Linked DNA regions of Mus musculus: region 1 is linked to region 2. A link is a loop called in an ENCODE intact Hi-C map of the cell type or tissue named here. Cell type or tissue: heart. All regions are shown on one strand. Each heading gives the region's core, and the rest is flanking DNA. Links, peaks and the distances in the headings are about the cores only.

Region 1 (12,667 bases), core at 3,352-11,351, 75 kb after region 2:
GAAGCTTGAGGTCACTAGCAAGGTCAAGTTATTTTTTTCAAGGTCACCCAGCAAAGAAGCTGTGAAATAGACATTTACAACCAGGCTGGTCAATTACAACTAAGCATGCAGTGGAAGTATATTTTGTTCTAGAGATACACCAGTTGGGGGGGGGGGGGAGAGAAAATGATGGGGAATTTCCATTTGAGAGTAGGTGAGTTAGCAAGTGAGAATGAGAGACAGGCAATTACCTGCTCTCACTCTGAATTTTGGGGAAAGAATCACTTAATGATTTTCTTTGGATTATAGACCTCTTCCTGGCCAGAGATGGTGAAGGCATATTTCTAGATAGTCGCAGGGTTATAGCCGATAACTTCACACAAATTAGCCTTGTTCATCTGTAGACGTCGACAGGAGACTTCACATGACTTGTGGAGCCTTAATTCAGAATGGTGGGATGAAGGGGTGGGTTCCTTACTTTGAAATAGCATGATTCAGCAGGAAAATGAGTGTGCCAGTTGGGCACCTGCTACAAACGCTGCCATGTAGCTTGGTACTGTGTGGTGGAGGGCACACACACCATACCAAGATGGCTGGCACTCATTCTGAGTGAAAACCTCTGCAGTGTTTCAGGACAGGTAACATGGCTTAGTCCGTGTGTATGACGCCAACACGGCAGACAAAGATGAGTTCAGTGGCTCTTGCAGTCTTGCCCTGGCTTTGGTGCTGAATGTGGCTTGGGGATGGTTTGTTTATGTTTTCAAGGTGGAACCCATAGAACTGGCTGACTGGAAGTGGCTTGTGAAAGAATAGGTTTATGCTGGGGTTGTCTTCCTGGGTGATGGGGAGGTAGGTGGACTATGAAATGAGATGGGGAGTGGAGACAGGAGAGGCAGGTTTGGGAGAGGGTGGGAAGGAGGTGCCTTGCATCATATGGTTGTCCCAGGTATCTGTCAGTGGGGCTTGCCCTGCGGGGAGTTGGGGACTTAGAGCTCAGGCCAGGATGCCTGCTGCTGAGAAGTAAGCCCTCATACTGGAGCAGTGGTGGCAGCCGCTTATGTTCCCAGGTTAGCTGTTTAGCAAGGTCAAAACTGGTGTGGATTAAATGTTACATTTGTATTGTATTGTACACACACGTGTAGAGAGCTCAGGCTAACTGTGGCCGTCCGCTCGTCCCTTCCACCATGTGGGTCTATCGGGCTTGGAAGGGCAAGCGCCTTTACCTGCTGAGTTACCTTGCAGGCTCCTGGCGTAGGTTTTAAATAAAATGTCTAGAGCTATGGGGAGAGAAAACAGATTGCTTCCTATGGGTTCCCTCCTTCCCAGTTTCCTTTCTGTCTTTCTGATCGGGTCTGATTTGGCCTGAACTTACTATGTAGCTCGGAAACATGACCTTAAACTTCTGTTCCCCCTGCCTTTGCTTCTCTAGTGCTGGGATTACATGACTGGATATGCCCAGTGTCCAGTGCTGGAGTTGAACCTAGACCTTGTGCATGCTGTATGAGTACTCTGCAGAACTACACCCCAACTCCAATGTTGCCTCCCCCTCCCCCCCATTTTAGAAACAGAGGAATAGGTCCATGGTTCCTCTACCTGATTTGAGGAGCTGAGCGGGGAAGGGGAGGGATGGGGCAAGAGCTTAAAGAGTCTCTGTCCTTGCTCTGAGCACTTGGGTGTGTTGCGTGGTCATTGAGGTTTGAGAACCGTAGGGCTGGATAGCATTTTAGTTTTGCAAGAGGAGGGGCTGGTGAGATGGCTCAGCAGGTAAGAGCACCTGACTGCTCTTCAGAAGGTCCTGAGTTCAAATCCCAGCAACCACATGGTGGCTCACAACCATCCGTAACAAGATCTGATTCCCTCTTCTGGTGCATCTGAAGACAGCTACAGTGTACTTACATATAATAAATAAATAAATCTTAAAAAAAAAAAAAGATCCAGAGGAACACAGTGGCTCCTGACCTCATGTTTCTAACAGAGTTGATTTCGCCATTCAGTCTCTCTTTACCCGCCAGACACTTGATCATGGCTCAGGCTTTGAAATGCAGTGAGGAACATAGGTGGAAAGAGATAAGATACCTTGGGTGGCTGTCAAGTTAAGAGAAGACTTAACTTTGAGGGCAGGGACAGGTTTGGCCACATGGTGAGCTGGACGAGAGGTTTGTAAATTAATGGCATTTTTGATGGAACGATGGCCAGAAGAGACTTTAGAGGGTAGAGTTGCTTCTGTTTCCAGGCGCAACGCAGGAGAGGGCTTGAGGGATGACAGTGATTAGGCCACATGGCTAAGCTGGCCCATAAGCTCTGGAGAAGTGGAGCGGGCCTATTACAACTCTGGGAGAATGGGGCCTGGACAGGCAGAGCAGAATTGCTGGCCAAACCATGAAGGGCCCAAGGGAAGTTGGAGGCTAGTACTTTCTCTATTGAAAATTTTATTGAGATAATTATAGATTCATGCAATTGTAAGAAATAGTGCACAACGGGTTCCTTTGTGTGCACTTTGCCCATTTCCCCCAGTGGTTAGATTTTGTACAGTTGTGATAACACAGCCAGGATGTTACATCAGTGTAGCCCATTCAGCTCACTCAGCTTCTCCAACAGTGTGTGCGTGCATGCACATAGGGGTGCATTCCTGTGCACATGCGTTTAGGCTCGTTAGGTTGTAGTCAGTGTCTTTCCTGTTCTGTCAGTCAGAGTGCAGTGTAGTTCCAGCACCACAAGGGACCCTGGGTTGCTCCTTATTGACCGTGCTATGTTCTATCCTACCCTTTCCTTACCCATCTCTGTCTTCTGGCAACCACCAATCTGCCCTCCTTTTCTTAGATGTTACCATTTTTTTTAAATTAGTGGAATTAGACATGTGCTATATAGTCTTTTGACAGTAGTATTTTTTCTGCTGAGCACCATTTAGTTACAAACTGAAGCTGATCCAGCTATATGTTCAGATCAATAGTTTATACCCTTTTATTATTAAGAAGCTTCCCCTGGTATATGTGAACAACAGATCATTTAACCTTTGTGTGTTTGTGTATGTGGTGTGATATGCATGTACGTGTGGGTGTGTGTACATATGTACACACATTTGAAAGCCAGGTAACATCAGGCATCTTTTATTTTTTTTAATCGCTCTCTGCTTTATCCCCTTAAGACTGTGTCCCCTTGATGAACCTAGATCTAGCCTTACAAATAGCAAGCCCTAGAGACCTTCTTATCTCTGTACACTGCACCACAGTCAGCAGGTGTGTATGCTGCTGTGCCTTAATTTTTACACGGGTTCTGGGATTTGAACTCAGGTCCTCATGCTTACATAGCATCATTCTTAGCCACGGAACCATCTCCCCATCTTAAGTTCAAATGGTTAAAGATATGTTGAAGGGCATCTCGGTTGACTAGCCTTTTACCACCTCCACTCCTCTGTGAACATGAGTTTGGGGGTTTTATTAGAGCCTGTGGGGCAGATTTCTTTTCTTTTCTTTTCCTTTTTTTTTTTAACTTTTTCCAATTTTTTATTAGATATTTTCTTCATTTACATTTCAAATGCTATCCCGAAAGTCCCCTATAAACTCCCCCCTCCCCCTGCTCCCCAACCCAACCACTCACACTTCTTGGCCCTGGCGTTCCCCTGAACTGGGGCATATAAAGTTTGCAAGACCAAGGAGCCTCTCTTCCCAATGATGGCCGACTAGGCCATCCTCTGCTATATATGCAGCTAGAGACACAAGCTCTGGGGGTACTGGTTAGTTCATATTGTTGTTCCACCTATAGGGTTGCAGACCCCTTCAGCTCCTTGGGTGCTTTCTCTAGCTCCTCCATTGGGGGCCCACAGATTTCTTTCTGAAGGATAAACTACCTGGGGAGGAGACCTGGAACTCCTCTGCTGTTTCCCAGGATGGCTGCACTGTTGCACGTTCTCATCTACATTCTGTGCATCCCTCACCACCATTTTGTTCTGTATCTTTTATTTCAAGACAGGAGTGCTCGGTGTAGCTCTGGTTGTTCGGCACTCACTGTCTAGACCGGTCTGGCCATGAGCTGAGAACTCAGGTTCGCTTATCTCTGCCTCCTCACAAGTGCTGGGATTGAAAGTGTGTGGGGTTAAAGGTGTGCCCTGCCGTCAGGAGCGCCTGTGTTCCTAATTTGCATTCCCTTAGTGACCACTAAAGTTGACTGCCTTTTCCTGTGTTCATTTGGGTTATGAATGCTCCTGGGGGGGTGACATCACTTCAGGTGTTTTTTCAATCTTCTAACTGGACATTTAGAGAATCTTCTAGAGACAGGGCCTTGTGGGACTCGTGGTGTACAAGTAGTTTTTTCCATATTGTAGCTTTGTTGCTGTCTTTTTTACATTGGGGTGGGAGGGGTAAACACCAAACCAAGCAAACCAGAACTTCCAGGTGAGTGAAACTTGAGTGGGGTGTTCTTTTGAGACAGGATCTGTCCTGAGGCTGGCCTTGAACTCCTGATTCTTTGCCTCTACCTCCCACATGCTGAGACTCTATGTGTGTGCCACCATGCTCAGTTGAGTAAAACTTTAAACAAAAATGTAGAGGCTTAATTTTCACACTGTCTGTGGGGTGAGCTTTGCTTTCTGCCTGTCATGCCCAGGGCCTAGCCAAGAGTTTCTCTGTTCTGTTATTCTGAAAGGGTCGTGTTTCAAACCACATTGTGCAGTCTGTTTTGAATTAAATTCTGTGTAATATGGTGAAGAGCTATTTCTTTCAGGAGAGGCCATTAGCATGGTTGCATCTTGGGTCTACCTATAGCCTTACACCAGGGTGGGAAATAGTGTGTGTGGTAGTGGCGATGGAGAATTGGAGAAACTGGAGGGGCCAGTCATGACAGGTGGAGACTGTTAGAGGCCTGTTGGGTATGGAAGCGGGGTTAGGATCGCAGGCTTCTGAATTCACTGGTACGGCCACGCCACTGGACATGTGATTGTAGGCCGTAGCCATAGAGACAAGAAAGAACATCGGGGGCCATCAGTGATCTGTGTTGGGTTTCTGTGGCTAACTGCTTCCTTCTGGAAGTACAGTGTGCATTTGTGAATATAATACCTGAGTATCCTTTCTGGGGGACTTCAGGTGACCCCTTGGCTATGAGTAGAACTTGATAGGTTTCGATAGCATAGACCCAATAAAAAACATCAAGTGTCAGAAGGGACTTTAGGGTCAGAAGACATGTTTCCTTTTTGTCTCATCCTAGACTATAAGCACTTGTGAGGTCTCCTTGGGCCAGTTGTCATCAGAAGACTGGAGGCAAGGAAGCCAGGGTATCCCTCCCTACTTCTTGGCAGTGTCTGGGGAGAATGCAGTTGTGTGTGAGAACATGTACACAGCAGAGCTGGTCTAGGCTCTATCAGGAGGCTGGGCTCTATTAAGGAGAGATCTGTCTGAGCTCTCCTGAGTGGAATGTGTAGAGAGCAGACTTTTATGGGCCTTTGTTCGTGTGATGGGAGGAACTGTTGGGCAGAGGGGAGAAGCCCCATAGCAGGCAGGAGGTTGAAGGACGAGGGTATGTGCTGTCAGTCATATAGCCCTTCTCTGCCAACCCCTTCTAAAGCCCCAGGTCCTTGCACAGCGATGGCTTGTATTTCACCCGAGAGTGTGTGGTCTAGTTTATCTTTTTGTGCCCCATTCCATTGATACAGAAACCTGTCAACAAGTGTAAATTACCATTTATACATAATCCTTGCAATGCTTTGTTGATTACTAAGTAAAGGTTCTGTCTTTGATATCATTCAAATGCATTGTGTGGGTGGGATCACAAAACAGTCTGGAGTCATTTACAACCACTCACGGTGGCTGCGGAGGAGAGTGGGGCTGCAGTGTGCCTTTCTATTATAGGATTTGGTATTAATGGGGTTTTTAAAAATAGTGAACATATGTTACTTTTGGAATTAGAGGAAAAGAGATAATTATATCAAGTTTATTTATTTCCTCCAAGTAAGAACCATCATTAAAGACAATTGTGAAGAACCGCACAGATAGAAAGGGTGCATGGTGCCTGGGTGCGCCATGGCAAGGTGTCCCCAGGGTCCCGGTTTGGGAAGACACAGCAGGGTCCTAGCATGGGAGGGTAGGATTAGTGAGCATCTCTTCTCTCACTTGGGGTGGCTGGGATGCTGAGCCTTGGGCACAGGGGCTCACAGGGTCTGTGCTGGAGTGGGGAAGACAGCAGTGCGTTCTTAGCGTGAGTGCAGAGTTAAACAGGTGCCCGACCACTTGCTCTGTCAGCCAGCCATATCCCTAGTTATGGCACAGTGCTGGTGTGGGTGGCTTGGGGAACACTCACATCTATTCTTCAGATGCTCAGGGGCTGTGTGCCGACACATTGAATTTGATCTCTGCCGAGCTAGGATTTTCTCCATCGTTCAGCCTGCACTTGAGAGTAGACCTGGTTTATTCTGGGGGTGTTTGGGGAAGTGTCTTGTTTTTTTTTTTTTTTTTTTAAAATGCCAGTGGCCTTTTCTGATGCCATGCTATTCTTTGTAACAGATTCCTGGCAAGTACCCTTCTACGTGCCCTACCTTTGGGCACAGTTGGTGCATTTAGTGTTTGAAAATGCTCCAGGGACTTTATGGTGTGTTGCAAAGTCTCACTTGACTCTAATCACTCATTAGATTACAGTTCATTGCAGATGGGTTTCATTGACCTGATGCCTCTGTGAAGAGTCTATCTTCCCTCCTCCTCTAAAACACTGCCATTTCAGGCAAGTAATAAAGTCAAATCTATACTTTGAAGCCCATCGGATGTTATTTCTTCAACTTCTCTCCCTGTCTCAGTGACACGTCTCTTTGGCCTTCTAGAACACACACTGAAAGGTATGGCCATGAAGCCTGGGCCTTTAGGTTTATTGAAAACAAACATTTGCTCATAGTGGGTGTATACCTTTAAGTGCACTCGTAGCACTTGTGGGACAGAGGCAGGTTGGTCTTTCAGTTCTAGGCTAGCCTTGTCTACCTAGTCTTAGGATAGTGAGAGCTATACACTGAGACCCTGTCTCAAAAGGAGGACAGAGGGGGGAGAGAAATGCATCTTTTCCTCCCCTCCCCCCAACCTTAGCTCCCCCCTTCCCTTCCCTTCTTTTCTCCCACTCCCTCTTTCCCCCTTCCTTCCTTCCTCCCTCCCCCCTTCCCCCTCCCTCCCTCCCTCCTTCCTTCCTTCCTATGAGTCATTACCTGAAAATCTTGTGCAGATCATTGTTCTTTTTGCAAGCATCACAGAAACCCTTAGACAACGTAAAGAAGAGAGTTTTCTGGAGGATGTGTTCATTGATGAGCCCAGTGCCGGGTAACATTTATTCTGTTTATAGGTTGAGTTTTGCCTGTGACTTGCTCTTGCCTGCCCTTTTTATCACCTGAGCTGCTCACTGCAGCGTTGAGATAGCTCTGGCGGCTGTCCCCAGATGAATGGTTCTATTCCAGGCACGGGTGCTTCCATGACAGCTTTATAACCACTTTCCTGAATAAGGTCGGGGGCATGGTGATGTCCTGATAAGAACTTGCATACCTCTAAAGCAGATGTTGTGGAAAAGGTATGGGGAGGCGGCATGCCTGGGGTTAAGTATCAGAGTGTGTGTTTATTCAGCTTGCACATTCCTCACTAGAATGTGTGCTTGAGTTTTGTCTTACGGTAACACACAACTTACAGTGGAGATGGATGCTGACTGTGAAAGATGCTGTCAGGTGACTTAGGCTACCAGGGTTGTAAACTGGGTATGTGGGCAGCATTCTCAGTGGCTGGATGCCCTGTGACAGTACTCATGGGCGTTTCTAGCCGCAGAGGCTTCTCGGGTGGCTTGGACACTGGCATAGTGATGAACCTTTGGAAAGGTGTTTTACTCTGGCCTGGAGAGATGGTGCTTCCGAGGCAGAGGCAAGCAGACATGAGTTTGAGGTCAGCCTTGAAGAAAAAAGTGAAAGAAATGTATGCCACTGAGTCCTGGCCTGAACGGGAGCAGCTGTTGTGACAAGGAATCATAGCCGTGGTAATAATAACAATAGTATTAATTATTATTATCACGCCTGCAGTATGCCAGGTGCTATTCTAACACCTAACATTTAAGCCTCTGGCTTTTTACAAATGGTTGCCGCCATCATTTCATAATGCATACAACATGCAACTTACTTCTTAGGAGAGCTCACTGTTTTTTTTTTTTGTTTTGTTTTCTGAGAAGGGATTGAGGGCATGGTGGTATCCAGATGAGTACATTAGTATCTGAAGTAGTTACTGCCTTACACATTAGCCCGGTCCAGAAGAGTCTAACAACTTGCTTATGATTATATAGCTGGTTATCGTTCCTGCCAAGTCACAAGGCGCAGTTTGGGTCCAGAGCCAGTGTTCTGATCTCTTTGCTGTCCCAGGAGTCTAGTGTTGACACACTGCTACCTGCTCTGGTAGTTTGGCTCTGTGTAACAGCGTAAGAGGGAGGGTGAATTTCTCTAGATGTAGGGACACCCTAGATCCTGCTCTCTGCTTGCTCAACTCCTACTGGACTTTCAAGGCCTTATAAAAATAAATACCTCATCTAGGGCTTGAGGTGGCTGCTTGTGCAGAGGACCTGGGTTTCCAGCACCCACATGTTAGCTCATAACTGCCCGTGGCTCTCGTTCCTGGGCGATCTGACTCTTGGCATCTACAACACCAGGTGTACACATACACACATGCAGTACTCCCAGGTACTCATAAAATAAAAATAAATCTATTAAGAATGATACTGGGGAGAAGGAAGGAAGGAACGAACTAGGTCTCTGAAGTCTCATAGACAAGGCTAGGTTTCTAGGTCCTTTCTAAGACATTAACCATCTGTCAAAGAGCTTGGCAGACTTGACTTTCTTAAATTGTGCTAGGAACTGTTCACTTTGTGTGTGTGTGTGTGTGTGTGTGTCTATCTGTCTGTCTGTGGGCGCTCCCCCCCCCCCCCATCCATGAGGACTCTCCAAGGGCAGCTGCCTCAGCATAGCAGTGGCTTCACTGTAGACTTGGAAAACACGCTGGACTGGGTGGAAGGTGTTAGTAGAGAGTTCACTATGCATCCTGAGAGGGTCCCCTTTATTACAGTTTCACCTTTAAAAAAAATCACATTTAAGGGTATCCTGATGAAATTATAAGGGTGGTTCAGGAGGTTTCTTCTGGTGACAGGAAACTTGAGGTGGAGCATTGGTGCCTGCGTCTCTGTGCCTGAGGTCTTTTTAATTGGCAGGAATGGGTACATCTGTGCAGATGCATGCTTGCATGGTTTTTTTTTTGTTGTTGTTGTTTTTTTTTTTCCCCCAGATCCACTCTTGAGTTCGGTTTGAGTTGTTTGAGAATCACTTTTAAGAGTGGTCATTCTCAGATGACACTGTATGTGTGTAAGCTGGTTCAACTTATGTTAGAGTAACTTACCAGGCTGCGGTCCTGGCTTGCCACTGACTTAGGGGCTTGTGAGCCAGTTCCAAGGAGTCAGCAGTGCACAGATTGAGAGCAGAGGTAGAGTGTGGAACACCTCTTCCTCTCCAGAGTATTAGTCTGTCCTATGAGGACTGAGGTTAAGGGAGTGACAAAGACAGGATGTAGGGTAGGAATGGGTCTTTAGGTCTTATATCAGAGACTAGGTGTTTGCGCATACAGTGCAGGGGTGGTAGGATGGCGACTGTTCATCCCCATGGCCACTTGTCATTTGCAGAGAATGGTAGGCAGCAAAGAGGAACAGGTTTCAGTGGGCAGCTTTGGAGTGGTGCTCTTGGACTAGGGAATTCCCATGCAGTATGGCTCTCTGCAGGTACCCAACAGTCGAATATTCTTGGTTTGCGACATCAACACAGTTGGGGGTTAGAGTCTTGGAAATGGGTGCGATTGTGTTGGTGATGTACAGGTTAGAGAGGAAGACTGAGAGGAGAGCCCAAAGGAGGCAGTAAGAGTCACGTGGTCTCAACTCCATGTAGCTAAGCCATGCAGAGCCTTAGTAAGCATCTAATGGTTCATGAAACCCTGCAGGTGTGGTGGAGGAGCCTGGAGTCAGCCCTGTGTTGGCTGCATAACATGGTCAGTATTCAGCCATACCTTTTGGCCAGGCGGGATGCAGGCAGGATGGTTTTCCCACCAGCCTCAGGGGATGCAAACACCTTGACCTGCTCTACTCTTGTGCTCCCTATAGGACACTCAGCCCCTGAGATCCTAACCTTTCCTAATACCAAAGCTGTCTGTCATGTGGGGTTGTGCGTGTGTGTGTGTGTGTGTCTACGGGATTGTTCCTTACTCCAGCCTCCCCAGGAGTTTGACTCCCTGTGGGGTTTCCTTTTTCAGCTCCATCTTCACTGAGTGGCGATGCTGCCAGGAGATGGTCCCCATTTCTAAACCCTCTTTAACTTGTTCTGCATCCAACTCCAGGGTTTTGAAAATTGTAGAGAAAACCCAGAGATGGTTGGATAGGCAGGTCCTGTCAGAGGAGCAGGGCCTGCCCTTTCTCTGTGTCAGATCAAAGGTAGCTTCCCAGTCATTTGATACCCTCATATGAAGATGTGCCTGAGCCAGGGCTGGGGCTTTCTGGGGGCCTGGAAGCTGAGGACGTGTGGGCCTGCATGTGCTCCTGTGGGCTGGCGTGGAGGGGAGGGCAGGCTCACAGCAGCTGCCCCTGGAACTCAAGGCTAGGGTATCTGGAAAGGGCAGCCGGCTACCTCAGTTTTCAGAGAGGCTGCCTCCAGTGCGGCCCTTTCCCGCTTCCAGTTCTGGGACACACAGGCTGCCTTGTTTGCAGCTGTTCCCACATAGATGTCCCCTTCTGACATCCCAGTCCCAGGGCTCAGATGTTGTTCCCAGTGTGTCCCCAGCCTAAGCCGGCTGTGCTGTCTAAAATCCAAACAGAAACACTTTGGAGAGTAAGTGGGCAGTGTTTGTAACGATACCAGGAGACCCAGAATCAAGCGGGACCATGTTAGGCAAAGCAGCAAATGGGATCTTCCTTCCCATATCTCCCCTTTGGGCTAATGCTTACCTTCCAACCAACCTCCATCCCATGATTTTGGGGACCAGGAACTTTTAGACTTAGGTGTTTTGAGGTTTGGTCTAGGGAGTAGAAACTTCAGATCCCTCCCACACCACAGGCCCAGGAAAGCAGCTAGGAGCCCTGAGGAAAACCAGAAGACTGTTTCTTTGAAAGTCCATCCATGATCGGGCAGCATCTAGATGTGAATAATTTGATTTTCAGGACTTGGGATAGATCTGTTAGCATTGAGTGGCCTCTTTTTATTCTAAACAGGCTCATGGGCTTCCCATGGCCTGCTGGTAGCACATGGGTCACAAGAGACATTTCTCCTCCAGGGTCCTGACTAGCTGAAGCCCTAATCGGAGAGGCATTACGCAGGTGCAGAGCAAAGCCTGAGGCTTCGGGCTCCTGGCAGGAGGGAGAGGGGAGCTGGTTGCTTGCCCCTCCTGTATTGTTTCCATCTGAGCAGCTGGGCTTCTCAACCCTTGGCAGAGTAGGATCTTTGACAGCAGAAGAGATGGACGCCAGGGCTCTGTCCTGTGGCTGTCTTAGCCAGCACCAAGCCATTTCTCATCCAAATCGAGCAGTACTCAGATCACCACAGGGTCTCTGTAATAAAGGACAGAAAAGGTCACTGGGTCTTCAGATGGCACCCTAGAGTTTTGCCTCCCCTGGAGGTTCTGGGTGGACTGAGTCTGACCATTCTCTCATATAATTAATACTAAGATTGCCATGTTCAATGTGGGGTGCCCAGTTAGATTTGAATTGCGGATAAGTCATTTTCTAATTCAAGCATGGCATATGCAAAGGTTGTGTTTTACATGGCAACCCCAGTCAGGTGGGACAGGCCAGGTTTGCTCACTGCAGAGGGAAGCCAACCACAGTGCTCTTTCATTCAGCCCAGTGGCAGTTTGTGGAGTATCAGGAACAACATATGGCCGAGGCTGCCCCAGGCACTGAGGAGACTCCAGCAAGGAAAGCCAGGTGTAGCTCCTGGATCCGTGGAGATCACAGCGGAGTGTGTGGTGGAGTGTTTGATGGATGTGTGGTGGGTAGGTAAATGGAAGATGTGAGCCCCATATCCAGTCAGGAAGAAACAGCCAGAAGAGATATGTGTATGTAGGTGTATATAAATATTTGTACATAAAGTATGTATATAAATTCTGGACAGAAGCCATGGTATTTTGTCTGTCCCAGTGACTTTCTAGAGGCTACACTGAGCCCTGTTCTATCACTCTCTTCTTACTCTAGAACAAGGCTCAATAATCCTCCTGCCTCCACCTTACACTGTGTTATAAGCGTGGCAGATCCCATGCTATACCCACTGAGTCACCCACCCTGAAGTTGTTTTTGATAGACTAATCAGCTTAAGTTGAAATTGTTTGAGAGCTGATGGGCTTGACAGCTTCCCTTTCTTTTCCAGTCTGAAAAGGCAGATAAGGCACTCTGTTTTACCTGGCCCGGGCAGCCTGCTTTGAAGATTCAAAGAAGCCAGGAGCAACTTTTACACCCGTAACCCCAGTCCTCGTGGGCTGAGGTGAGGGGGTAGAGAGCTTAAGGCCAGTTGAGCTACATATATACAGACCCGACTTCCAATGCAGTATGAACAGGGTCAACATGGTGTACCAGCAGGTAAAAGAGCTTGCCGCCAAGCCTGGTGACTAGAGTTCAAGCCCTGGAACCTGCACAGTGGAAGGAGAGAATGAACTCCTATAAGTTGTCCTTT
Region 2 (12,667 bases), core at 1,857-9,856:
TTTTCGTCTGCCACAGCTAGCCCTCTTCTCGGTCCCCTTAGATGTTTGTGTTGTAGAGTTTTGGCGTGACCCCAGCTTAGTTCACTTTTAGGCTTCTGCAAATTAGCTTAATATCCCTGCCATCAGACACAGGTCCAAGCTCTTTCTGCAATTGATAGTGTGATCCTCCCCAGGCCAGGCACTGTGTCCTCCCCTGAAAGGTGTGGGAGGCAATAGTGCTTGTGGGTGTAAGGCCCACCAAATCTCACAGCCAGCCTTCAGGAAGCTTCACTGTGTGTCCCTCCAACCTTGCCTGAGCTTCCGGCTCCCTCCACCACAGGTCTCAGTCCTGCTAAGATGGAACCTTTCTCATCTGCCTCCACTGGGTGTGTTTTTGGCTTCCCAGCTCTCCTCTTGGCTGGAGTTCCTGCTATTGCTCCATCCCCTTCACCCTTTCTCCTTCTGTCTCTCACCTGCCTTTGAGTATCTTGTGTTAGCCTAAGCTAGCTTCAAGGTGCATCCTTCTCCATCCCATCTTCTGAGCTCTGGGGTTACAGATTGCCAGGTCTGACCTCTCTCTGTCTCTCTCTGTCTCTCTCTCTGTTTCTCTCTCTCCTGTTGTACTGGAGTTCTTGGCTTATAGATCGCAGCACTCAGTGTTTTTTGCAAAGACGACAACTTGTGATTTACATTAGCCTCTGCACTTGAGAGTTTGACTAATGTTCGACTCTGGGAGCTTCATTGATCCTGAGGAACACTGGTTCTTACCTGTGGCATGGACAGCTGTGGGCTTTCAAGGATTGGCACGGTACCTCCTGAACAGTGGCATTGTAATTAGGACTGTGGTCACTGGCACCCTGAAGCTGACTGCCGCCTATTGCTTTTGCTGTCTGACTTTCCTGTTTCTATTCTGTTTTAGATTTTTTCAGTCATGAGAAAGTGCAGCTAGCAGAGGTCAGGGAAAGCCCCCTCCCTTCTACCCCCTTGAGCCATTTCTGTTCAAGGTGCCACAGCCCTCTTCTGGCACCTCTCCTCCATCTCTATCTTGAAGCATTTCTGGATGCCATGTGGGTTCATCTATGGAGTTTCAGTATGTGTTCTTACAGTGGGTGTGGGTGGGTGGAGCTGGAGAGATGGCTGTGAAGTTAAGAGCGCTTGCTGCTCTCCCAGGAGAGGACTGGGGTTCTTTTCCTACTACCCCTGTCTGGCTTGTAATTCCAGTTCTAGGGGTTTGATGCCCTCTTCTGGTCCCTGCAAGCACCTGTGCTCAGCTACATATACATTACCATATGAACACTCGTGTGCGCTCTCGAGTGTGTGCACACATACCCCTGCATGTATACAAGTACACACAATCACACATGCATATGTGCACACACACGTACATGAACACACACACACACACACACACACACACACACACACACAAACATTAAAAAAAGGAAACCCCACCAAGCCCATTATCACAGTCACACTAGCACCTTAATAACTGCTTAGCATCGCTACTCAGAGCTCCTTGATTGCCTCATAAAATGTTTCCTCTTAGTTAAATTGTTCAGATCAGGGTTCAAGCAAGACCAACAGGTCAGGCCTGGTGGCTGTTTCTTCAAACTCTGTGGGGTTGTGGAGATGCCTGGGTGGGTAAAGTGCTTGCCACACAATTTCCAGGACCTGAGTTCTGATCTTTAGAGGCCACATAAAGCTGGAGAAAGAGGCAGCCCCAGTGCCTGGAAACCCAGCATTCCCACAGCGATGTGAGAGCGGGAGGCAGGAGAACCTGTAGGTCACAGGTCAGCCAGCCTGGAGCGTGCGTACACCAGTGAGCAAGGGAGAAGGTAAGGATCTTCCGACCCTTGAACTCCCTCTGTGACGTGTGTGTGTGTGTGTGTGTGTGTGTGTGTGTGTGTGTGTGTGTGAGAGAGAGAGAGAGAGAGAGAGAGAGAGAGAGAGAGAGAGATCGCGCCAGAGCGAGCTCCAGCGCCATCCTCACTGTCAGCTCCATCTGGATTCTGCAGCGGCACGACACAGTACCGTTGAAGATGATCATGCTCTCTGCTCCGTGTTGGGATTTCAGCAACTAGGAGTTAGATCTAGAAGCTCCTAAATCTAGAGTCTGATCTGTTTTGGGTTGGTTTAAATTTTTTTTTTCTTAAAAATTATGTGTCTGTGTGTGCGGCTCTTTTGGAGCTGGAGTTACAGGTGGCTGTGAACTGACCATTGCAAATTGGATGGTCGGGACTGCTCCAGCCCCCAGGTGTTTAAGTTTTTTGTTTGACATGCACCTAATGTTTGCTCTGTCTCATGATGGGAACATGATTGGTTATGCTTGCTGACTTTACAAATGGATGCACCATATTCCCGTTTTATATCCCGTATTTCAGTTTCTTTTCCTCTGTTAGAATGCTATTGCAATGGGATACTTTTGCCAGCTGTTTGTTTAACCTTGCCTTCCATTTCCATAAAAGGAAGGCAGAGTCACCCCTAACCTCGCGCCTTACTTAGGCGAGTGTCTACCAGTCTTCTGTCTTGTGATTTTTGTAGTCTTAGATTTTAGGTTTTCTGATGTGTCTGAATCCATTCTGGTCAGTTGCGCATACTCATAGCTGGCTAGCCGCGGTGGCTTTCGTTGCTTCCTGCTTCCTGAGGACACTTTCCTCGTACCCTGTGCCCCCTTCATGCTCAGCCTCTTGTGAACTCTCAGGTTTATAACAAGTGTCTCTGCAGTTACGTTCCTTCTATGGGAAGAATTTTGAAGTCACACTTTATTTTAGCCAGGGTCTCTGATACCACGCTCCTGTTTGGAATTGGACCTCACTACGTACGTCTGCTACTCGGTTCATCTTAACGTTGTGTGTGTGTTCCCATGCCTGGCTCTTTTGGGTCTTCTTTGCCATTTCCTCACGTCTTCTGTTTACCCTGTGTTTTACTAAAGAAAAACTCTAGTTAGTCGGGTGCAGTGGCATTGCCTGCAGTTCCAGTAATTTAGGAAACTGAGTCAGGAGGATAACCAGGAGACCTGCCTGGGGCTATATAATAAACCCCTCCCACCACCCTTCCAGCTTCCGAGTCTACCAAACATCCCCCAAACTGAAGAGTAGCCTCTTTTTTTTTTTCCTTCTTCCACTGTGGTTCATGGTTTGACTCCAAAGACCAAAGCTCCCTCCTCATGTTTGCCTGGTAGATGTCTCACCTCTTGTCTACCGAACCGAGCCCAAGTGGACGTGCCTCGCTCCATGGTGACTCTGGGTCCTGCGTGCTGCCGACTTTATTTGAAGATACTTCTGGGGCCATTGCATTTGTTCAGTAAATACTGGATTAAGTCCGTAAGTCCTCTGTTCAAAGGATTCAAAATAGAATATATTTAATGTTTCAGTCATTTTAAAGAATGTCTCACTAATTTATTATCTTTATAAGTAAAACATGTTGACTTTGTAGTTCCTGGCAGGTCTCGGAGGAGCAGGGCTAGCGCTTTACTGCATTGTGGGACTGTGCTAGCACGTCCTATACGTCACAACCCAGTGTGTGCTTTTCGTTTAACAAGCCTCTTACTTAACTTACTTTTAGTTATTCCTGCCTCTGCTTCTTGGAAAATGTTTTAGGCCCATGTTGGTACATCACTTAGGTAGAAAAAGGTGTGTGTGTGTGTGTGTGTGTAGGCTTGTTTTTAAAAGAACTAGCTATAATCTCCTCAGAAGTTCAGTTGGTGCTTGGGCTTTCAGCTTTAGCGGATTCTTTCTTGTTGGCAAAACAAAGCCACGGGCAGTGCAGCTCAGCCTAGAAACAGCGGGAGAGGGTAATCCAAAATTAAGGTCTTCTGACTCCACTGAGCTGACCTCCCAGGCCTGGGAAGTCATATCCATTTAATGTCCCCTACTTCACAAACTTCCTTTAATGGCTCTTCTGTGCTGTGGGTACAGTTTACCTGGCTTGTCTCCACCCTTTTACTCCACGGGTACCCAGAAGTAGGTGCAGACCCTCTTAATTCACAAGGCGAGTCTCTGCCTGGAGGGAATTTTCCTTGCCACCCTGTGGCTTCCCAGCACAGTGGAAGCTACAGGAGGCATTGCTGAAAGCTCTCAAGAGAGAACTCTGGATAGGAGCCACTGATGTCACGATATCAGTAAGTCTGATGGAGGAGCCCTGCTGCCCAGCGCCTGCCAGCCCCCTGCACTTTGGCCTCACCTGGTCACCTCCCTATTCTCCACTCTCTCCCATCCAGCCTGTGCCCTTGTTTTCTTCCCTCCCTGCCCCTCTTTCCCTCTGCACCCCAGCTTGTGCTGATATCTGTAAGCGCCTATGAAAACCACTCTCGAAACTTGCCCTGTGTGTGCTTCTTGTTCTGTGTTTGTGTTGGGGAGGAGACCAAAAACAAATCCAGTGGATTTGTTTTGTCTGTGCTGATAAACTGATGGAGATTGTTAGGGGAGCTTCCAGAAGTGCCAGGGTTTCAGTACTAACATTTTTATAATCTATTCATGCATCTATGATGTATTTTGATCATCTGGACTTGCTATGAAACCCTCAACACCCTTCTTATTCACTGAACTTCCCAGAAAGCCCCTCCCTGCTCTGGTGTCTTTTGTGACCCCCTGAGCTTGATTAGGGTTACTTGTGAGAGTAGAGGGGCTGTTGCTTCGCAGATTGTTGCTTGTAAGCCCTGGACTGTATGTTTGCTTGTGTGTGTTTAAGCACGTGTATACATATGTGCCTGTGTGTGTGCAGAAGGGAAAGAAGTCTGGTCAATTAAGAGTAGGAATAAAATTGTAGCCTTCCTGCATACACAGTGGAGTGTTTGTTACCCATTGCTCCTTGGTCAGCTGGCCTCCGGGTCTCTTTCTCAACCAGTTCCCACCAGCCATGTGCTTCTGCATCGTGGGTATATGGAGCCTCAACCTCACATGGGCCTAAATTAAAATATTGCTCTGCTAAATCTATTTTTACATCTAGGGGAATGATGTCTGAAAATAACCCTATCCCACCTGTTATCCACTTTGGGGAAGTTGGGCTGTTGTCAAGTCACAGCCTGTGGATTAAGCTCTGATCACGGGTGCCACGTGATGTTCTTCACTTTCTCTGCCTCTGCCTAAGGAATGGTAATCTGGTGTCCTGTTTATTTTGCCCTAAATAGTCATTTGTACTGTAAGAATGGAGTGTGACTTCAGGTTGGTTTTGAAGTTCCCCAGTCTTTGGGTCAGAAGCATATTAAAGGCAGTGTCTTATCCGTGAATCATGGGATGAGTCAGTTCCTGAAACCACTACAAGCCTCATAGTTCTTGGCTACCAGTAAAAGCAGGAAATCCAGGCTTCAACGACTTCCTTTCCCAGTCCCGGGCTGTAGCGGTGGGGAGGTTCCGCTGCCTGCATGGGTGTCTGAGAAACAAAAGCTCTCGAGTCAATTTGCTGAAACTGTTTATAATTTGTGGTCTCGCTCTGAATCTCAGGCTGTATTGACACTCCCTGATTTGCTGTAGAGCCCTGCACAGCCCAGCCCGAAAGGCACAGACTAAATCCCTAGAATTGCTGCTGCCACTCAGGCCACATGGTGCCAGGGTCCTCACACCTGGGAGCTCAGGAGCAGAGTTCTTTTGTTTATTCCCCTTGTGGGGGAGAGACTGGCTGGCCACAGAGAAACACAGAGAGGGAGAGGAGCAGACAGAAACATCCTCCCAACACACACACACACACACACACACACACAGGAGGTGGGGGAAGCCCAACAGCCTCTCTGCCTAAGCTCTGGCCTGTATCCTGATTTTTTTTTTTCCCCTGCAGTCGACTTCCTGATGCAGAGTCTTTGTGGCTGTTCCTTTTGCAGTGTTCCAGCCAGTCTTCCATTTGTTTCTCGCTTGCTGAATCAAACTGTTTTGTGAACTGTCCTGAAGGAGGGAGGGAGAAACACTGAAGCAGTCGTTTGCGGCTTGCATTTTCCCTCTCAGTAGCCTTCCCTTTGCACAGAGCCAGCGTCCCTGCCAGGAGGAACTCACTCTGTGTGTCAGTGTGCCTTGATGGGATGCTCCCAAACTTTGGAAAGTGTTTGAATGATGAGCTTCCCTCTTTTGGTTCCTTTCATGGTTCCCCTCTGATAACTGGTGTTGGTCGCAGATCTTTGCTGTCTGTCTGTCTGTCTATCTATCTATCTATCTATCTAAAAAATTACCTGAAATCTGTTCTGGGAAATTCTGATTGGATTCTAAAAATAGAGTGGGTCAGCAGGCCAGTGAGAAGCCACTGAGAAATAAATAAATAAATAAATAAATACCAACTGTAAAACTGTCTTTAGGTGGGGGACTGTTTCGAGCTCCTCTCCAACAGCCATTCTGAAAGAGCAGTTGCTCTGTCAGTCCCTAGAAAGAGTAAAATCGGAGCAAATGAGAAAGTTTGCCTAGGTCTTTTTTATTTTATTTTACTTTTGGTGCTGGGGACTGGAACCCAGCACGCAGCTGGGCGGAGGGCCATTTTATGCTTGTGTTTGGGGGTGCATAGGTAAAATTCTGTCCAGCTTGAAGGACTCTGAAAGAGACGGGTTTATTTGATCTTAGGTGTTTCCGATGTCAGCCTGGTACATAACCCCACCCCCTTTCCCTTCATGTTAGGTGAGCTGTGTGGAAACCGTTCTGAAATCTATTTCCCTTCCTCAAGTGGGGTGGATTTGATCTAACCGAAGAGAGGCTTTCACCTCAGGCTGCTTGGGCAGTGAACTGAGATGCAATTGGTTACAATTTGTTGTTACTACTATTTTCTTGCATTAAGCAGAAAACACCCTTCTTTTTTATGTAAATTCCAGGCTGGGGTTAGAGACTGAAATCTTTGTATTGCTTACCATCTGTGGATCTAGTTTTTCATTGGGTCTGAGATTGATTCATTAATTAAAATCAATTTAAATGGATTTGTAAGCCTCCTGTAACAGATTATCTTATTAGCTACCTCACAGAGCAGCTCCTGATCTGTGAGGAATGTGTTTGTTTCTTTAGGTGCAGAAGACACAGAAGACGGACTCTGAAAAGTTCAGTGGTGTTTGTCAGGACAGGGCCCTGGCCTATAACCTTGTGCAGGAAATTATTCCTGCTACTGCCCCAGAGTGCTCCAACTTTGTGGATTTTGTATGTTTTACATATGTTGTGGTTCTTTGGTTTGTATCTTAGATATTTTCTGGTGAGTTTTGTGTGTGTTGTATGTTACATTTTGTGTGTCTTGTGCTGTTTGTGAGCCGTGCACGTCATGTGTGATGTTATGTGTTGTCCCTTTCCAAAGGCTTTTAGGACCTTTGGATGTATTGGCTAGGATCTGCTGAGAACCTTCCTCTAAGGAGACAAAGAGGAACCAGAAATAGATTTCCATTTGATAACAAATGTTTCCCTTTGAGGGTCTGATGGCAGAGTCCTGCTCCTTGGACAGACGATAAAATTACAGGATTGAACCCTTGCAAAACTCGGGCTGACAGCAGGGTCAGCTGATGTCATTGATGTTGATGTTTTTGCCATCACACCGGACAGTCAGATGCTTTCAATAGGAAGACCAACTTGCCCACAGGTCATCTGATGTTAGGATCAGAGAGGCCACCTGCCCCAGGCTTGGTCACCTCTGCTTCCCAAACTCTTGGGGCTTGAGGCGGCATTCCCAGCTTTGATGCTCCTATGTGCAGTAGAGCTCAGGCGCTCGCTGTTTAGGCAGATGCTACCTGGGGAGTAGGTGTTTGGCCCTTGTGTTCAGAGAACCGTGAGTGAAGCTGTGTGGCTGAGGGGCAGACGAAGTGCGTGTGCAGAAGCCGGGAAAGACCTCCGGAAGACTGGCATTTCCTGTGTCCTGCTGCCCATCTTTCAGGAGAGATTCAGGGTCTCTCTGGTAAACCTGTTTTACAGTGAACCTGTATCCTTCCCCACTTATCCCTTAGGCAAGCGGGAGCCGGTTCTGCTAATGGAGCCCAAGGCTGTCTGGTCCACAAACTTGTGGGCAAATATGTCCGATGGAGTGTTTTGGAAAGGCAGCTTCATTGGACAGAAGCTATTCTGTCTTGGTCCTTGTTCTCCATTTGATCTAAGAGACATCATTGAGGACACCCCCCCCATTATCTCCATAACAACAAAGGGGATTCGAACTGCCTCTGACCTTCACTGCCAGTCTCCAGCCTCCGCTTTCTGCTGACTGTCCACCCTGTGGATGGGTTGAGCTGTGAGTGTGGCTTCAGAGTGCTTGGCGGGTGAGGAATTTTTCCAGTTGCCCTCGGGGCACCATAGAGTTCTGGTTAGCTGAGCATCTGGCAAGAGGCAAGCCAGGTGTGTCATTAGACCTGAGCGTCCTGCCTGGTGGCCCCTCCCCTTGCTTCATTCCATCTCTGAGCAATATGGAAGAAATGTTCTAGAAGCCTTTGGCAAGTGCTTGCTTGTGATCAATTGTATAAATATGCAGTGCACGTGCTGAGGCTTCCTGTGTCAGAGAGTCTTTGAAATTCAGTGAGTTTTACTACTGCAGGCTTCAATAGCAAAAGCCAGAGGACTCACACACTGGAAGGAGACAGACTTCTGAGACACACACACACACACACACACACACACACACACACACACACACACACACTGGCAAGCATTCAGCCACACACATATACTAAATAAACGTATTACAGAGGTACAGTAATTAACAATGATAATAGAATATATTGAATATTTCATAGGGGCATATAAGGGAAGTCAGTGGAGAAGATGTCACCTCTGTGGCAGGAGGGCAGCCATCACGTCTCATTCTTAACTTCACTCCCACTGTCTCGCTGGTTGGTGCTGTCAAGTATTTTAATATCTAACAACTATTCATTTCTTGTTATTTTTTAAAAAAAGGTATTTTCTCCTGTCTTTCATCATCAAGTTTATATTTACTCACTGCATTTTAGAAATAGCTTCTTTGGGTAGATTACAGAAGGGCTTGGATTAGTCACTTCTTCCACCTTTTAAAGAAACAGTTTGTCTTTTCTAAAGCCTATATGTTTGTATTTCACCTTTTATTTATTTATTTTAGTAACATGAGCTCTTATAATGCATATTTGAAAGTGCTGTCTACTTATTCCTTTCAGTAACAGACACTCATCCCCCAGCTTGCCCACTAGATTACAGCCTCTCAAGAGGTCCTGTGCACATTGTGTTTGCCAGGGTGATTGCTCGGTGTCTGGTACCTGACTTCTCTGATCATGACCCCCCTTTCACCCAAGCAGTTCTTTCGTGTGGAGTTCAGACATTTGTTGAAAATGCTGAGAGCATGGTTTTTGTATAAATGTTTAGTACCAAAGGATAGAGTTGTGGCTAGTAAGAGTATGTAGTGCTTTTGAGAGAACCTGGACTTGGTTCCTAGCACGTACATGATAGGTCATAACTGCAGTCCCAGGGGATCTGCTGTCCTCTGTCTTCTATGAGCACCTGCCTATGTGCTATTCATATAAAGTCACATAGGCTTTTTTAATTGCGGAAATATGTTTAGGACTATTTCATCTCAGCAAATTTTGCTTATGTATCTGTTCTTGAGGGTGGGATTCTTGTGACACATGCTAGTGTTGAACTACGTAGCCCAGGATGGCCTTGAGTTTCTGATCCTCCTGACCCCATTATCCCCACTTCCAATTTCCAGTGCTGGAATTACTGTGGTGTCTACTCAGAGGGTCTACTTAGTGATCCACAATATCCACCCAGGGCTTAACACCTTGTAGCCTAGCACTCTGAACTACATCTCTAGCCCACATATAGCAATTTTAAAAATCAAAACCACATTCCAAGATATAATTTGGTATTCACATGCCTACAAACTGCAGTGTAGATTTGTTTACTCTAAACCATGCTGTTTCTACAAGAGTTGGGCACAGTGCACTACAAATACACTTGAACAGTGTACAAAGCCTTGAATCTCAAGCAAGGGCTCCTCTCCTCTCCTCTCCTCTCCTCTCCTCTCCTCTCCTCTCCTCTCCTCTCCTCTCCTCTCCTCTCCTCTCCTCTCCTCTCCCCTCCCCTCCCCTCCCCTCCCCTCCCCTCCCCTCCCCTCCCCTCCCCTCCCCTCCCCTCCCCTCCCCTCCCCTCCCCTCCCCTCCCCTCTTCTTTTCTTTTCTTTTCTTTTCTTTTTCCTGACAGGGTTTCTCTGTGTAGCCCTGGTTGTCCTGGAACTCACTCTGTAGACCAGGCTGGCCTCAAACTCAGAAATTCGCCTGCCTCTGCCTCCCAAGTGCTGGGGTTAAAGGTTTGCGCCACCACACTGGTCAACCAAGGGGTTTCGAACAGCATCTTTGTCGTTACATGGGTGACATCATGCACAGTACAAAGTGCACATGCTATGTGTTTGGAACCAAGGTTATAGCAAGTGCTATGATCCATCATGGCTGAGTGCAGCTGAGAGCACTGTGGGTTTATATACTTGGTTTTTACTTATTTTTTTGGTAGTTGTCCTTTCAGAAACTTTATTGTTGCCAATTTTTTGGTGCCCTCCCCATTCATTTGCTTGACTATCCCCATGTTGAATCTCAACCCACAGTTTATAAACTGTGGTCTAGGAAATTCCTGGCATATGGATGCTCCATATACATTGGTTACCAGAGGCTCTGGCCATGTAATAGATGGTCAGTGACGTGTGGAATTGTCTGTCATGGATACTGGTTGAATTCGTCACACATCTTGAGATTGTCCTGTAGTTTTTGGCAGATACTTCAGTTCTCTGTCATTACATCAAGGTTGCATGTGGTATCCATTATTTCAGTGCGCTGATGGGATTCTTGAGGAACAGCCGAAAGCAGGAAGGTTTTATTTTGGTTCATAGTTTCAGTGGGCTCATGGTGGCAGGGTGAAGCAGAGTGAAGTTGATCACTTCCTGGGTGGCCCAGAGGCAGAGACAGAAGTTCCAGGATAAGATACAGCCTTCCTCCACCTAGGTGGCACAGTGTCCCTAAAACTTTGTATCATTTCTCTGAAAGGCCAGTGGACCATCCCTGAAACTTTGTTTCAATTCTCTGAAAGGCCAGTGGACCATCAGTAGGCTAATAAATTGAATAGGTCAGAGCCTTCAATTCTAGTCTGCTCTCAGTGATTTGAACTGTAAGCCAGGAAGTCTTCTGTAGGAAAACTGATATTTAAACTCTAACAGTGAGGGTGTTCTGAAATTTGATGAAAAGGCATGAATTCACTGTGCAGAGTAGAGGTTAGCAGTTCAGCACAATCCTGTCACTTTGTGTTTAGAACCTCTTACTTTTAGATTGTTCTGGGAAGTTGGCTGGTGGTGGTGCATAGCTTTAGGAGAGGCGGGGGCAGGGGCAGGGGCAGGGGCAGGGGCAGGGGCAGGGGCAGGGACAGAGGCAGGGGCAGGTAGACCTCTGAGTCGGAGACCAGCCTTGTCTGCAGAGCTCTGAAGAGAAAGTTCAAGGACATCTACATAGAGAAACTCCCCGGGGCTACACAGAGAAACCCTGTTTCAGAACAAACAAAGAAAATAGATTATTTTGGTATTTTAAAAATTAATTGATTAATTATTTTAAATATTTACATATTTATTTGTCTGTATGTTTGTAGGCTTGGTGCCTGCAGAGACAGGAGACAGAGAAGACAGAGGAGCATGTCGGCTCCCCTGAGATTGGAGTGTGAGGTCGTTGTGAGTCACCATGTGCTTGCTCCGAACTGAACCTAGGTCCTCTGCAGGAGACTCTTAATTCCTGAGTCATCTCTCCAGCTTCTGGCATTAGTACTTTTTTAATGTGAGAAAATTAAAAAAAAAAAACATTTGACTTACTTATTTTGAGTGTGTACATCCATGCAAAGGTACATTTGTGCACACATTATCACGCATATGTTGAGATAAGAAGCCTCAGTTTTCTTCTACCTGCTAGTCATAGGGATTGAGGTCAGGATGTCAGGCTTGGTGGCAAGCATCTTTACTAGCTGCAAAATAAAATGTTTTTGCCAAGAACTTTGGTTCTTTATTTTGTAAGTAGGGATTCCTTAGAGAAAATTGCATTACCCAATTAAGCCATTTCATTTGAGGTACAGGTAGCCAGGAGTGTAATCTCTTTGGTTTTGTAACTGCTAACACATAGGTGTTAAAATATGCTCAAATAGCAAGAACAACCAAAGTATAGAAGAATAGACAGTGCATTTGAAGTTCCAGGCAAATTGAGAGTATATCTAATTTAGTTTTGGAATTGTGGATGCACGCATGTGTGTGTATCTGTGTGTGTGTGCGCGAGTGCCTGTCTGTCTGTCTCTCTGTGTATGTCTGTCTTGGTCCTGAGCATTGAGTACAGATCCTAGGGAAGTAACTCCTGACGCTGGAGATCGGAACTCAGGTCTTTCTCTCTTCACAGCAAGCACTTTACCGATCAGGACATCTCCAAAAGCCTGATGAAGGCTATTTTGAACTGGGGATGGTGGCTCACACCTTTAGTACCAGCCCTTGGGAGGCAGAGGCAGGCGGATCTCTGTGAGTTCCAGGACAGCCAAGGCTGTTACACTGAGAAACCCTGTTTTTTTTTTTTTAGATTTATTATTTATTTATTATTATTATATATAAGTACACTGTAGCTGTCTTCAGACACACCAGAAGAGGGTGTCAGATCTTATTACAGGTGGTTGTGAGCCACCATGTGGTTGCTGTGATTTGAACTCAGGACCTTTGGAAGAGCAATCAGTGCTCTTATCCACTGAGCCATCTCGCCAGCCACAGGTATACCCATATG

The links. Peaks named below come from ENCODE experiments on the same cell type or tissue, not always from the same donor. Only the 100,000 strongest peaks of a DNase experiment are listed, where the experiment ranks them.
Region 1: a loop joins it to region 2, with 2.0 times the contacts of the local background. A loop is called at or near these places in 5 of 42 quality-filtered maps.

The regions. Positions count from the first base shown.
Region 1 is chr7:112,765,446-112,778,112 of GRCm38, forward strand. The region is part of intron 2 of Tead1 (TEA domain family member 1); the gene reads left to right. Among named protein-coding and RNA genes, the nearest start is that of Tead1, 92 kb to the left of the region's middle. In heart, for the core only: no CTCF peak of the experiment used is centred there; a DNase peak (open chromatin) is centred at 8,346; H3K27ac peaks cover 4,033 bases.
Region 2 is chr7:112,692,002-112,704,668 of GRCm38, forward strand. The region is part of intron 1 of Tead1 (TEA domain family member 1); the gene reads left to right. Among named protein-coding and RNA genes, the nearest start is that of Tead1, 19 kb to the left of the region's middle. In heart, for the core only: no CTCF peak of the experiment used is centred there; DNase peaks (open chromatin) are centred at 5,290 and 5,620; H3K4me3 peaks cover 876 bases; H3K27ac peaks cover 5,117 bases.